Regions from separate parts of the Homo sapiens genome. Here region 1 is linked to region 2. A link is a contact called in ENCODE Hi-C or POLR2A ChIA-PET data. All regions are on one chromosome and are shown on one strand. The core of a region is the stretch at or near the end of the contact, and the rest is flanking DNA. Distances in the headings are between cores, read along the strand shown.

The links. A loop is a pair of places that touch in the nucleus more often than their neighbours do. ChIA-PET counts read pairs that join two places held with the same protein, here RNA polymerase II (POLR2A). Pooled maps may share reads with other maps.
Region 1: a map of CD4-positive, alpha-beta memory T cell shows a loop between it and region 2 (20-fold over the local background). The contact joins the promoter of DNAJC9-AS1 here to the promoter of SAR1A in region 2. A Hi-C loop is called at or near these places in 1 of 168 maps with a recorded cell type or tissue (CD4-positive, alpha-beta memory T cell) and 5 of 50 pooled maps. POLR2A ChIA-PET finds 5 or more read pairs at or near these places in 2 of 52 experiments (Caco-2 and activated B cell).

Annotation. Positions count from the first base shown.
Region 1 is chr10:73,241,583-73,248,953 of GRCh38, forward strand. DNAJC9-AS1 (DNAJC9 and MRPS16 antisense RNA 1) reads left to right here and starts at 5,785. Exons shown (of 4, transcript NR_038373.1): 1 at 5,785-5,801; 2 at 6,711-6,868. It overlaps DNAJC9 (DnaJ heat shock protein family (Hsp40) member C9), which reads right to left and starts at 5,673. Exons shown (of 5, transcript NM_015190.5): 1 at 5,428-5,673; 2 at 5,106-5,246; 3 at 4,340-4,594; 4 at 2,261-2,347; 5 at 372-1,937. The coding sequence starts at 5,607. The coding sequence ends at 1,818. FAM149B1 (family with sequence similarity 149 member B1) reads left to right here. Exons shown (of 14, transcript NM_173348.2): 14 at 1-2,922. MRPS16 (mitochondrial ribosomal protein S16) reads right to left here. Exons shown (of 3, transcript NM_016065.4): 3 at 7,267-7,371. RefSeq lists enhancers at 5,115-6,314, 5,580-5,919 and a silencer at 5,230-5,379.
Region 2 is chr10:70,168,827-70,175,412 of GRCh38, forward strand. SAR1A (secretion associated Ras related GTPase 1A) reads right to left here and starts at 1,688. Exons shown (of 7, transcript NM_020150.5): 1 at 1,587-1,688. RefSeq lists enhancers at 654-1,312, 1,313-1,969, 2,103-2,182 and a silencer at 1,613-1,972.

The DNA.
Region 1 (7,371 bases), core at 4,535-7,034, 3.1 Mb after region 2:
CATTAGTATAAAGTAACTTCTGTAATAAATTATATCGCATATTTTTTCAGATAGGACAGCTCAACCTTACGATGCCTACCTGATGCCAGGTGATGCTTATTTTCTTCCTAAAGTAGGTTACTGGTCATATCTTTTTTCCAAATATTAAATGCACCTTGCCAGATATTCTCCTGCAGCTCTAAGGAAAGGAAATCAATTTAAAAATAATTTGTAGAATCTACTATTGAGCCACCAAAGTATAATTCCCTAAAAGTTTAAGAAACCCTGGCAATTAATTCAGCATAAACATATCCTATAAACAGCAGGAGAGGTTCAGCTTTCTGATTTTACTGTGGACCTTTTCCTAAGGGCATTCATGAATGCAGCAACAGTTTTAACTATGGCTTACATTTATTTTAAATTTCACTAAATACAAATCTTGATTGTCATGCCAGTTTTAGATCTTATTAATTTTCAGAATGGATAAATTCAAATAATCATAAATTACGGTAACTTTTTATTATACCAAGGTGTTCTAATGCCATCATATGAAGACAGATGCTTCAAACAACCTGCATTAAATTATATTTTTAATAAAATTAAAATCTATTTTTAACCTATTTGTAGTCACAAACCGAAAACGTGTCGTCTTTACCTTAGAGCTAAAGGCTTACTTTATGCATACGGTATATTTAATAGTCTACAAATCAAAGATTTAAACAGTCCCTTAAAAATTCCATATATTCTCATACCAACTCATCTACATAGAAATGAAAATCTCTATTGTTCTCACAAACCATTACCATGAGTTCACTATAACAACTGGATCAATATGGCTTGCCTTTCAAAGTTAAAGAATCAGAAAGGGGCCTGTAAGAAGTCATTTAGCCCAATTCCCTCACCCTGTGTGTTTTCCCTCAAAGCCAGTGCAATTTTTTTTTAACCAAAAAACTGGACATGTTTAATACATACAGTTTGACAAATTTGGATTTCACTCTTTGTTTTGATGTAGTAACTCTTTTATAAAAGGGAACAGATTCAGACAAGCTCAGTGGCCCAACTGAAGACATTCAGCAATTAATGGCAGGACTTCAGTAATCAGTGGCAGGACTACAACATACATCTCTTCATGCTAGGGAAACCAGGCTCTCTATTATAAAGCTGACCAGGGCTATTGTTTTCCCCTTTTCTCTCATCCTAAACACCATTCATATTTTTCCTAGGTCACATTTTAGTGGGATCATTTACAAAGCCCCCAGAACTTAATCATCATGTTTTACCTTTTTTATTGAATTATATACACCTCTTACAAAAATGCTTGAAGTAATTTAACACCTGTACATCAGTACAAAACCTGGCTGAGTAAAATGAAGAGAGGATCTATTCAAGATCATTAAGACCAAATGTAAACTGGGAAGTATGTGGAAGATAGCTGTCCAGCAAGTGTCTGGAAGGTGTTCTAGCTGGGTAGAGAGCCTATTCTAACAGACACGCACATCGCAGAAAGCAGCATGAACAGAACCACATCCTAGATAAGAGTTCTGTGTACAGAAGATCCATGGAGGCAAGTGCTGTCAGGAAGGACACTGCCTCCCTCCACCCTCCCAAATGTCACCACCAAGTTCCTTCAGGTGAGACCTCACACAATGTCAAGTGCTTTCTAGGAAATACTAAGATCAGGTTGAGAGATTCTGCTTGGTCTAGTCAATCTGAAAAATTCAGGCTGGAAAGACACCTTTTCTCAAGAGCTGAATTGACTTTTGCCTTCAAATCCTGCCTGCACCTTGCCTACGATGGCATCAATTTACACCTAAGGACCTTTGAAGAGAAAAATTCCATTATTTCTTTTCTTTCTTGAGAGCAGATTTTTTCCCTCCTCCTTTGGAAGATTTGCAGTACTTTGCTTCCATCTGAGCCAGAAAATTGTCCATTTCCTTTTGCCGATCCTTTTGTCTGCTCTGTTTGAGAAGTTAAAACACAAGCTTTCACAACATTATCCATAGACAGAAAGTACCTAGTGGTTGCCAGGGGCTGGAAAAGTGGAATAACTACTAATGGGTATGGAGTTTTTTTGGAATGGTGAAAATGTCCTACAATTGGTGTTAATAATTGTAAAACTTTGTAAATACACTTAAAACCACCAAATTGTACACTTTAAAAGGACAAATAGAAGGTATGCGGTTATGTCTTAAAAGAAGAAAACAAAATACAACATTCCAAAGAAAATATTAGCAGTAGGAATCAGATCATTAAAGATGTGGCAACAAACTGCCAAGTTTACCTGAATGGCTGCCTTCAGGCTATCCACGCCTTCATCAAGCCCCAACTCCTTTCTGCTCATTTCTGCTTCTTTGGCCTCTTCCTGAGCCTGAAACAGGAACTCACATGAGACTCAGGGCCACCAGGAAATGCTTAAAATACATACTCTTTCCCAAAAGCAAATCTATAATTCTGTTTCAATTTTATGAATATATGAATAGACAAAATGAATCGAATTACATAACTATGTCATTCATTAAATGGCAACAATGCTGACAGCAAGCAGTAGATCCTCTGATTCCAATTACCATTTGTTTTTTACCCAATTCTATTTGCTAGAGGTAGTAAGTACTCTGGCACTCATAAATCACATGATGATAAAAAGGAACATGAGGCCGGGTATGGTGGCTCACAACTGTAATCCCCATACCTTGGGAGGCCAAGGTGGGAGGATCACTTGAACTCAGGAGTTCAAGACCTGCCTGGGTAACATAGTGAGACCTCAGTTCTATAAAAAAGAAAAGAAATGAGCCTGGTGTGGTGGCATGTGCTTGTAGTCCCAGCTACTAGGGAGGCTGAGGTGGGAAGATGGCTTCAGTCTGAGAGTTCAGGCTGCAATAAGCTGTGATCATGCCTCTGCACTCCAGCCTGGGTGATGGAGATGCCATCTCTTAGAAAAAAGAGAAAAAAAAAAAAAAAAGGCAAATGATGCAATTGCCAGGATACAGGTATTTCCAATTTCTCTCCTGGAAACCCAATTTACTCCATGGGACTGGTGGTGCCTTGTGAACAACCCCAGTTTAAAATGACTTCTCCCCAGTAGTCAGAAGAACCAACATCAATAAACTCAGTTTTAACATCTATTTACCTAATTTCAAAGCAGCCTTCCTTTGCCAAGTGTTCCTAGAGCATTGTTTACAAAATATCACAAGAACACCTTAGGGCAACAACTATAAGAGGCCCCAACACCCCTTGTGAATTTTCTAAGTAGCAATTAATGCTATTAATACTGAGGATGATGATACATTAGGACCCCCTATCCCAATAAGACACCGTTTCCTTGTATTCAAATTCTCTCTTTAAATTCAGCATCCCCCTAAGGTTTGTTGAACAGTCTATCAAAACTATGCCATTTTCTCCTCAAATTCTAGGGAAGTTTCTCAAGCTAACAGTCTACTGTGAATGCAGCTGTGCTCAGTTTCATCTCAGGAAATGATGAACGACTTAAGATAATTGTCAGCTTGAGTCTTAGCAGATGTAGCCTATGAACCAAAATGGTCTTGATATACACTCCACCGTTCCCCTCAAGCTCACCAGAAAGGGTGCAGCCTCTTATCTAGGCAAAACAGGCCCTTCAAATTTTCACCGGAAACAAAAAGGTCAGCTTTCTCTCTGCCAGCGTCTCTTATGTAAAAGCTGCAGAAAAGTTCCTGAGGGCACTCAGGAAGGCAGCAGTGGTCCTAAAAGTTGTGTGCTCCTTAAGAGAATCTAACGCCCGATGATCTAAGGTTTCATCCTGAACCACCCCCCCAACTCTCCTCACCCCCACTGTCACTGGAAAAACTGTCTTCCACAAAACAGGTACCTGGTATCAAAAAGGCTGGGGACCGCTAAGCTAAAGTTTTTCTTTAAAAAAAAAAAAAAGAAAAGAAAAATTCTGTATCCAACTCAAGAATCAAATTCGGGGCAAAGGCCCAAACATCTGCACTTTTAACAAGACGGTGTCTGCCATTCTCTTCTTACCCCCTCAACCGAGTAAGGATCACTGCCCATCCTGTGTACCCGGGTTCCACTAACTTTATCTCCTGAGGAATGCCTCAGGAATGCTACAAGAATTGGCCTACATGAAAAAATATTTCAGTGCTACTTTACTATGGTAATATTTAAACAATCTATGCAATAAAAATCATCTTGAGCACAACATGCTAGAAAAAGTTTCTCTTGATGAACTGGTATGCCCATTTTATTAGATCGAAACTATAGACCAAGTTAACCCTAGTCCTTATTTCTGGAGTTTTATGTTTACTTCTACTGCTGTAAATACTCTCAAATCCTTTTTGGAAGCAGTCAAAATATAAATCCACAGTATTCAAAATCTTACCCTCCTTTTCCTTGCATTCATCTTTTGTTTCGATTCTTTGACAAAGGCATTATAGGATGGGACCTCTCCGGCGTCAATAGCTTGCTGAATGATATTCCTTATCCTGGGTTCCTCTGTGTACTGCACGCAAAGCACAGACTCCATGATCTGATCCATGTCACCCTTGAAGTCCAGATAGGCCTGCTTAATATCAGCCAGCTCTTCTTCCGAACCTTTGTATGTCTTTTCAAAAGCTTGAATGTCCTCTAAAGATATCTGATGATAAAGGAGATTTGCTTTAACTTTGGGAATTTTACTTTAAATAAAACGTACGTTAGTAAAACTAGAGTTGGGTGTTGAATTGCTGCAATACAACAGTTGCTTGAGTTGAAATTATTGAACCAGATTTTCTATGCCTAAGCTTCTCCGGAGTCCTCCTTTTTAAATCCAATCTTCATTAACTGCTAACTAGGGACCAGGGAAGGGAAATTTAAGTGAAATTTCCAAGAGTGAGAGGTGATCCGGAATCAGGACTTACATTTGGATATGTAAAATAAAGCGCATCCGGCAAAAAAAATAAATCGGCCCTTTTCAGTGCAACAATCACATTAACAGGAAATTTAAAGCCCGTTTCAGTAAGCGTGCGTGTATCTGTATTTCAAGGCCAAACTCAAAATTCCTAATTCCTACAAAATTAACACAAAATACAAGATCTTAGAGGCAGTCAATAAAGGTTTGTTGATTGAATGATGGTAACAGTCACAAAGAAACCTCCAGAGTCCTTTACCTTTTTAAAGAGTAGCCGCCAATACGCCTCCCAGTCTCGGTCTTGGGTGAGCACAGGAGAGTCCTCGTCCACTGTTCCCTGCTCATCGTACACTGCTCTCTGTTCTCTGTCACTGAGAACGGAATAGACTTTTCCCAGGATCTGAGGGCAAAGAGTATCCGTAAATCACCCCTGCTCCTCCCACCGAAACGGCGGCGCGAGAAATAAAGATCAGAAGGCGCCAAGCGGAGCTCAGCGCGCTCCCCCGGGGCGGGGCCCGGTAGCCAAAAGGCTAGGGGGAGGCCCGCGCAGCCGGTCGGCTTCGGGGCGGGACCCTGCATACCTGGAAGCGGCGGGTGGCGTCCTCCTTGTCGCCCTCACCCACCCGGTCCGGGTGTACCTGCAGGGACACCTTGTGGTAGCCTCGTCGGACCTCGCCGTCGGAGGCCTCGCGTCGCACGCCCAGCACCCGGTAAAGGTCGGCGGTGCCGAACACTTCCTCGCAAAGGTCCAGCAGCCCCATGCCGGGCGGAGATACGACCCCGGAGGAAGCAGCCGCTCCCAGCTGCGCCGGGTACAACCCAGGACTGCTTCTTTTTCGCGCCCAAAAAGCCCAGGGCGCCTGCGTCACAAGCACTGAAGGGGCGTGGCCACGCCGCGCATCCGCGCTTTACGGCGGCCGCAAAATGAGGTGTGGCGAGTCAGGCGCGGGCCCGGGTAAGTAACGCCGGCATGTGGAGTCACAGTCCCCGGCCGCGCGCAGGAGCTAGGTCTTCAGGGAAGTGATGTTGCTCGGGTCTCTCCTCCCCTTGCTCTGGAAATCTGGCGTCCGTCTTACCTTTTAGTGTCCAAGAACAACTTTTTCAAAAAGTTCATATATTAGCTTGAATTTACAAACTGCTGGCCTATTTTTTTAAGTAGAAAACGGCCAAACATCAGCATTCAGCAGTTACACATGGTTCAACTTAACAGATGTGTTTTTTCAAAAATGTTCTTGAAAGGAATAGGTAAAGCTGTAGACCCAAATAATTTTGCACCCCACTGGTTGGAAATGCTGGGGTACTTTCCCTCTAGCCCTGTAGGAAAAAACCCTATACTGAAACCCAAAAAGCACAAAACACGGGTCTTCCAAAAACTCTTACCTAATAGGACTTTCACCTTACACATTGGTGGAGAGAGATAACATGACCCAAGCCTCCGTCTTAATAACATAAACTGCTGAAGCAAAGGCTCTTTCTTTTAATACTCTGTGAAGTTCACAGCTGGGTTTGAACATGTTGGATCCCAGGTGGCAGCAGAGTGGGCTGGAGCAATCATCCAAGAGATGGTGAGAAACTTGGGCCTGGAGACCCAAAGCAAGGTTGAGGCTGGGGATAAAACTTTGTTAGTAGGGTAAACTCACAGAGGAAGTATGTGTATACATATCTTAAAGGATAAACAATGCTAAGTGAATACCCGAGTTGGCAGAAAATACCTTATCAAATATCCCCTCACTGATGTAGCATTTTTCAGAATCATTCTGCTCTGCCAATAAGTTTCTGCAAAGCCTCAAACTCTCCAGGATACATTAATATCTTTTAAACTTCCCAGAGTTGCCGTGATTTTCAAAGCATTTCTCTTTCCCAGATCCAAGATCAAACTCAGCTGAAGTCAGTTCCTCTCAACCTGCCCTGGCATCAAAGTCTCAAAGCAAGTGGGGGCCAACCAGCAACAACCCCAGGGGAGCTTTGACAACCACAGAATTTGAGATGGCTGGTAATCGTTCTCAGAACATAAAACACAAAGTAAGTCGGCACATTGATAGAACCTCCTCTATAAATTTCCTATATCTTAGTCACACACCAGAGTTAAGCCATCTGTCTTTGCTCATTTTTCCCTCTATGGACAACATAATATGTTGGGAAGGGCTTTCCAGGAGGGCATAACCGGGAGATGAATCTTACATCACTGGGCAAGTTTCCACCTCTAGGCCTCAGCTTCCCTATCTGTAAAACGGAGATAATCCTACCTGCCTTCATAATACCTTACAATTGTCACAAATAACCTTGTACACAAAAGGCCTAGGATATATGTAGATGCTTTGCAATATTATCTTTCTTCCAGTTTCTTGTATTTTTTAAGGTATTCAAATACATCTATTTTAACATTTTTCTATATATACATTTGCTACGGAAAATTGAAATCGCACACTGAAATATCCTTTTATTGCAACTCAAATTTTCAAAAACCAGAAAATCAAATTATTATGCTCTAGCCAAATTATGTAATGTTTTCTTTTTCTTTTCTC
Region 2 (6,586 bases), core at 438-2,937:
CCCGCCCCCCTTTTCTTAAGACAGACCAAGACTCTGTCTCCAAGGCTGAAGTGCAGTGTTGCCATCATGGCTCACTGCAGCCTCAACCTCCCAGGCTCAAGAGATCCTCCCACCTCAGCCTCCTCAGCAGCTGAAAATGGCCTTGGTGGCTCCTCTCTCCTTAAGATCTTAGGATTTGTACCAACTCATCAGTAGTTTTACAATCTGCACAGTACTTGTACATCTCATTTCATCCCCACACCAACCCTACCAGGCAAGGATCACTGGCCTCATTTAACAAGATAAAGATGAGGATACTCCTAGTTTTGCTGAGTCCTTTAAGACGGCTCAGTTGAAAAAGTAATAGTGCCAGGGCTTAAACCCTCATCTCTAACACCAAAGCCTAAGCTCTTCCTGTTAACAGTACATAAAATTCAAACCCAAACCACAAAATTGCTGGGGAAAAAAAAAAAAACTAAAACTTCTTTAACCCACCAACTACACAGAGGATGATCTTCCGAAGTTCTCTTCCTTACAACTCATCACATCTTTTGAATGGTATTTTAATAACTAGCATTCTATTTATTTTCTATTCTTGGTCCATTGTACCACCTTACGAGAAGTTAAGAGTAATCTAAAATTTAAGGTAGGTCTCTAAACTATCAACAAAACACTATTAATGTACCTAAAATGAAAACTTGCGAATTCCAGGGCTAAATGATTCAAACAAATGTTAATAGAAAAGGAGGGCACCAATCTGACCATTAGCCAATTTAAAAATTTACGCATTACTTGTTATACATAATCAGGGCAACTTTAAGACGCCATTCCAGGCAGATTTGGGGTAGTAGGCGGCTGGCTTTTAGCTAACTCTGCTTAGCTGCGGGGTAAATGTCAAAGGTCAGCCCCATGGCGAATCTCCCTAAGCCCCCTGTCGCAACCGAAGCCGATGGAATCAACAAGACAAAGATGCTCCTGACCCACTGGCTAGAATCGTGAAGAAAACGCTAATCCATGTCAAATGCACATAAGGAAATTTTTCCATGCAGAGACCAGACAGGGGAAAAGGGGAAGGGAGAAGGAGAAAATACAGGGTTCGACCCGGGCCATCGGAAGACAACCAAGCGCTGACTTGGGGGTAAGCCCTGGACTAGGGGCCTGTAGACCAGGTTCGAGCGCTCACACTCGCTAACTGCGGAGCCTTGGCCAGCCTCAGTCTCCGAGTCTACAAAACAAGGATAATCATAAAGGGCTCCCACCCGCCTCACCGAGGGCTGTGAGGCTCTTCCGAGACAGAGGACATGGAGCCATTTCGTAAACCGGAGCGCACGGTACAGACAAGAAACTGTTATCCGGCCCAGCAGCTGCGAGACCCCCGAGCGGAATGCAAGTGGACCCCAGGCAAAGAGGACAGCAGGGGACGGAGCAGATCTGGCCAAGTTGTCCCGTCCCCGCCCAGAATCAGCCCCGCGGCCCCACAGAACCGCCTGCGTGTCACTTCCCCCCCACCCAACCCCGCCAGGGCCAGCCTCCGCTCCGACCTCCCCGCCTTCCGTCCCAGCCCCTCGAGCCCCAACTCCCCTCCCCGACGCGACCCTCAGACTCACGGCCTGAGGGGCTCCTCCGGCAAAACAGCGGCTGGCTCGGACCCTCCCTCAGAGCACACTAACCAGCAGCACCCGGGACCGCCAGCTACTCGCCGGATGTACGTCACACCCCTCCCCGGGACTTCCGGGCGCGTAATGGGCCCCGCCCCCTCACAGCGTTACGCCTCTCTGCCCCGGTGCCGTCCCACCAGCGACTCGGGCCGCGGAGGGGCGGGCATAAGGCGTGACAAAGCGCGCTCGGGGTCTGGCCCCGCCTCGGCCCCGCCTGCTCCCGTCTGGCTAGCTGACCGCGCGAGACGTGGCAGCGCCGGAACCCTGGGTCCGGGGCTGGGTCCTGGAGTCCCTGAGCGGCCTGGTACACTCGGGATCGCGGCTTCCCATTCCAGACGCACCAGGAAAGTCAGAAGTGGGTACCGACGGTGACATAGGTCCTGGGAAAGATGAGTTGACCTTGGGGCCCTCCACTTGAGGTGGATCCCTCCAAGCTTTTGCTTTTTTTCTTCCTTGCTTTTTTTTTTTTTTTTTTTTTTTTTGAGGCGGAGTCTCACTTTGTCGCCCAGGCTGGAGTGCAGTGGCGCGATCTCGGCTCACTGCAACCTCCACCTCCCGGATTCAAGCGATTCTCATACCTCGGCCTCCCGAGTAGCTGGAACTACAGGCGCATGTCACCACACCTGGCTAATTTTTTTGTATTTTTACAGAGACAGGTTTCACCGTGTTGGCCAGGCTGGTCTCGAACTTCTGACCTCAAGTGATCCGCTGGCCTCGGCCTTCCAAAATGCTGGGATGAGAGGCGTGAGCCACCGCGCCCAGCTGCTTTTGCTTTGAGTCGCACTTCCTTGCCCTGGGGTGGCCTATGTTTTAGAAAAACAGAAAAACAGCTAATATTTATTGTGCACTTATGTTCCAGGCAGAGCACTGGGTACTTTGCACGCTTTGTCTAATTTCACCGTCATTGGAGTCCTGTGACTCCAGATGCTAGTATTATCCTTATTGACAAATGAGAGAGCAATGTTCAGAATAACCTACCATGCCCAAGTTCACACAGCTAAGTGGCAAAGCAACGTGTTCACCCCAGTATATTTCGCATGCATTTTCTCATTTAATTCTCAGGACAGTCCCACGAGATTGGTACTATTATTACTCTCATTTTACAAATAAAACAGTCTAATGGAAAGATGAATGACGTCTGTGGGTTCATGAAGATCTCAATTCTCCTTTAGTAAAATTTAAATTTAACATAATCCCAATAAAAGTACTAATAGGATTAATAGGTCGTGTGTGGTTTCGTTCTTTTTTTTTAATTACCCTATTTGTTCCTAAAATTCGTATAGAAAACCAAACAAAACTAGTCCAGAAACAGGCTTTCAAAATGAAGAACAAGGAGGTGGGAACTAACCCTGTTGGATATTAAAACATATTATAGAGCCTAAGTTATTAAAACTGGTGTGCGTGCACATGCACAAACACACACACACAAAAAACACAATGGAACAGAGCAAAGTACAGAAATGACTAAAGTACATGCAGAAATAAAACTAAAGTAGCACCTGGGACTCCAGCAATACTCAGGGAGCTGAGTGGGCAAGCTCACCACCCTCTACCCTCCGCTCATCCTGGGGTCTTAGATGTTGAATTTGAACCCTGTCCTGTCACAGAAAGGTGTCAGGCCACTTCTGAGGCTTCTCACCAGCTTTAGCTAAACCAGGGACAATGTGTCCATGGGGCTTGGAACCCCTTGTGCATCCTGGAGACACAGATGCAAGCCCAGTGCAAGCCAACACATTGGATTACTGGCTTTGTTGAGAGCCTGGCTGCACGAGGTGGAGGTGTCTGAACCACAGGATGGCTTGGGAGGCTGGGGAAGGAGGGAACATGCAGGCAGATTCTCAGAAAAGCCGCAAACTCTACTTACCTAAAGGCTTGAGCAAGTTGACGAATGCCCCAGACCACCATGTACCCACTGTAAAATGGGTGAAACAGGCATTGTTGTGCACATAGTTTTTCCAGAGTACTGTTTTCAATAAATGATTCTGTTATGTGTTGTTAAATAAATTAATAAATAATAAAAGGGGTTGAGACAATTGGGTAGTCAAAAAAACCTACAGGTTGAATCTCCAAAAGTTTATTACTCTAAACAAGTTTCAAGTGATGAAAAGATGTGTGTATTTTGAAATGACACTATAAAGGTACTAGAAAAACAGAAGAAAGCATGGATTCCTTATAATTTTGCAATGAGAAGACCTTTCTGGGTATGATTGAAAATCTAGACCGGGCGTGGTGACTCATGCCTGTAATCCCAGCGCTTTGGGAGGCTGAGACTGGCGAATCACAAGGTCAGGAGTTCGAGACCAGCCTGGCCAACATGGTAAAACCCCATCTCTACTACAAATACAAAAAATTAGCCAGGCGTAGTGGCAGGCGCCTGTAATCCCAGCTACTTGGGAGGCTGAGGCAGGCGAATCGCTTGAACCCCTGCGGCAGAGGTTGCAGTGAGCCGAGATCACACCACTGCACTCCAACCCCGGGCAACAGACTGAGACTCCATCTCAAAAAAAAAAAAAAAAAAGAAAGAAAAGAAAATGTAGATGCCATAAAAGAAAAGATTGACAAATTTAACTACATAAAAATTAAAAACTTATATGGCATAACAACAATCATGACACCATAAGCAAACTCAGACAAATGACAAGTTGAGAAAAATAATCACATCATAGGCAAGTAAGAAGTATGAAAAAGACTAACAACACAATAGGAAAATAGGCAACAGTTCAGAACAGATAATTCATAGGAAAGGAAATAAAAATGACTTTTCTTTTTTTTTTTTTTTTCTGAGACCTAGTCTCACTCTGTCACCCAGGCTGGAGTACAGTGGCGGTCTCGGCTCACTGCAACCTCTGCCTCCAGGATTCAAGCGATTCTCCTGCCTCAGCCTCCTGCATAGTTGGGATTACAGGCATGAGCCACCGAGCCCGGCTAATCTTTGTATTTTTAGTAGACATGGTCTTTGTATTTTTAGTAGAGATGAGGTCTCACCTTGTTGGCCAGGCTGGTCTCAAACTCCTAACCTCCAGTGATCCGCCCGCCTAGGCCTCCCAAAGTGCTGGGATTACAGGCATGAGCCACTGCGCCTGGCCCAAAAATGACTCAAGCATAATAAAATAGTAATAGAAATATAGATACTATAGAAAATATAAATATAGATATTATAGAATAATAGATATAGAAAATATATAAATCCATTTATTTGTCTATGTATCTCTGTATAGTTATATCTATACTGAAATAGAAATAGATTTTAAAAAATAAAAGATAAATTTGAAACTTACTGAGATACCATTTTCACCTGTCAGATTGGCAAAAGTTCACCAGTTTATTGGTGGGAAGGCTGTTTCAGATAGAGAAGTCAGACTGGGCATGGTGGCTTATGCCTGTAATCCCAACACTGGGAGACCGAGGCAGGAGGGTCGCTTGAGCCCAGGAGGTTGAGGGTACAGTGAGCCATGATTGCACTCCAGCCTAGGCAACAGAGCGAGACCTTGTCTCTAAATTAATTAATTAATTAACTAAATCAAATACAGAAGTCAAGAAAGGCCCCACCCAGGTGCTATTTGGATAAGAACATGAAGGACATTACATGGCTGTCAGGGTAGACTGTTCCAGGCTGACAGCAGAGGCCCTAAGGCAGGAGTGTGCCTGGCAGTTTCCAGGAACATCTGGGAGGCCAGTGTGACCAGGCAAGGTGAGCAACAGAAGGAGTGGTAGGAAATGGGGTGAGGTGTTTGTGGTCAGAACTGTGGAGGTTCTGGGGTTCTACCTAACTTGCAGGTTAACAGGTTAGCCTGACACAGTCTCAGATGCTGGCAGTCACAGGACTCCTGGATCAGAGACAAACTATGTTATTACTTCCGGCATAGCGAGCAGCATGAACTTCCTGTTTGTGTTACTTCCACTTGCCCCTTCCTCCCTCCTCCTTTCTGAGGACAATGGGGTGACACAGAGCAGTCTGAATGGACACTGCCCATTCGATGGTGTGCAACACAGCTGAGGAACCCAGAACTTAGGGAACCCAAATCTTTCATAATGGCTGCAAGCGGACCTGCCTGAACTCTGACCCAGTGGGAAATGGTATGACACTGGGCAGTATACAGACCTGTCCCCTGCACCAGAGGGACACTGTCTTCCAAGGCTGTTCATTATATAAATGTCCTTCAAAAGATAGTCCAAACAAAGGCAGCTGGCACCTCTGTTTGAAAGAAGTGCAAAAATCAAAGAGCTTCATGGAGAATTGTCTCTTAACAGGAGGCAAATCTTGAAAGCCTTGTAGGTGAGGACTTTAGCTTTTATTTTTGGTGACCTGAAGAACCAATGGAGGGTTTGAGGGGAGGCATCTTATGTAATTCTTCCCCCGACTGTATGCTTACTCCTTTACATATTCTCAGCATTAGATAGACAGGGTTATTCCCACCCTTGCCAGCATCTGCTTTCCCCCTTTTCTCTTTGAGTACCTCTTTCTCCCTTCTTTGCAGAGGCTTTTTAGGCTTTGGCTCTGGTGTGGAGGAGCAGTTTTAGTGATAACTTTGCAGATCTTCTCCGTGGTTTGTCCTTCACCTTGGCTTTAACTTCCTTAGCATCCCCTTCAGCCTTTTTCTTGGGCTTGATGCAGTGGAGGTGGGGAATACGCACTGCCTGCAAGGATGCAGCCAATACCAGCTTTGGTTTGTCCAGGAGTTGCTGTCACTTGTTCTTCATATTACTCTTTATTTTTCCTTTTTTTATCCTGCTTGATAAAAAATCTTTCTTATTTTTTAGAGGCAAATTCTTGCTATGTTTCCCAGGCTGGACTCAAACTCCTGGGGCTCAAATGATCGTCTTGCCTGGGCCTCCCCAAATGTTGAGATTATGGGCGTGAGCCACTATGCCCAGCTAGCTCTGGTTTTTGTTTTTGTTTTTTTTTTTCTCACTCTGTGCCTTAGGCTGGAGTGCAATGGCATGATCGT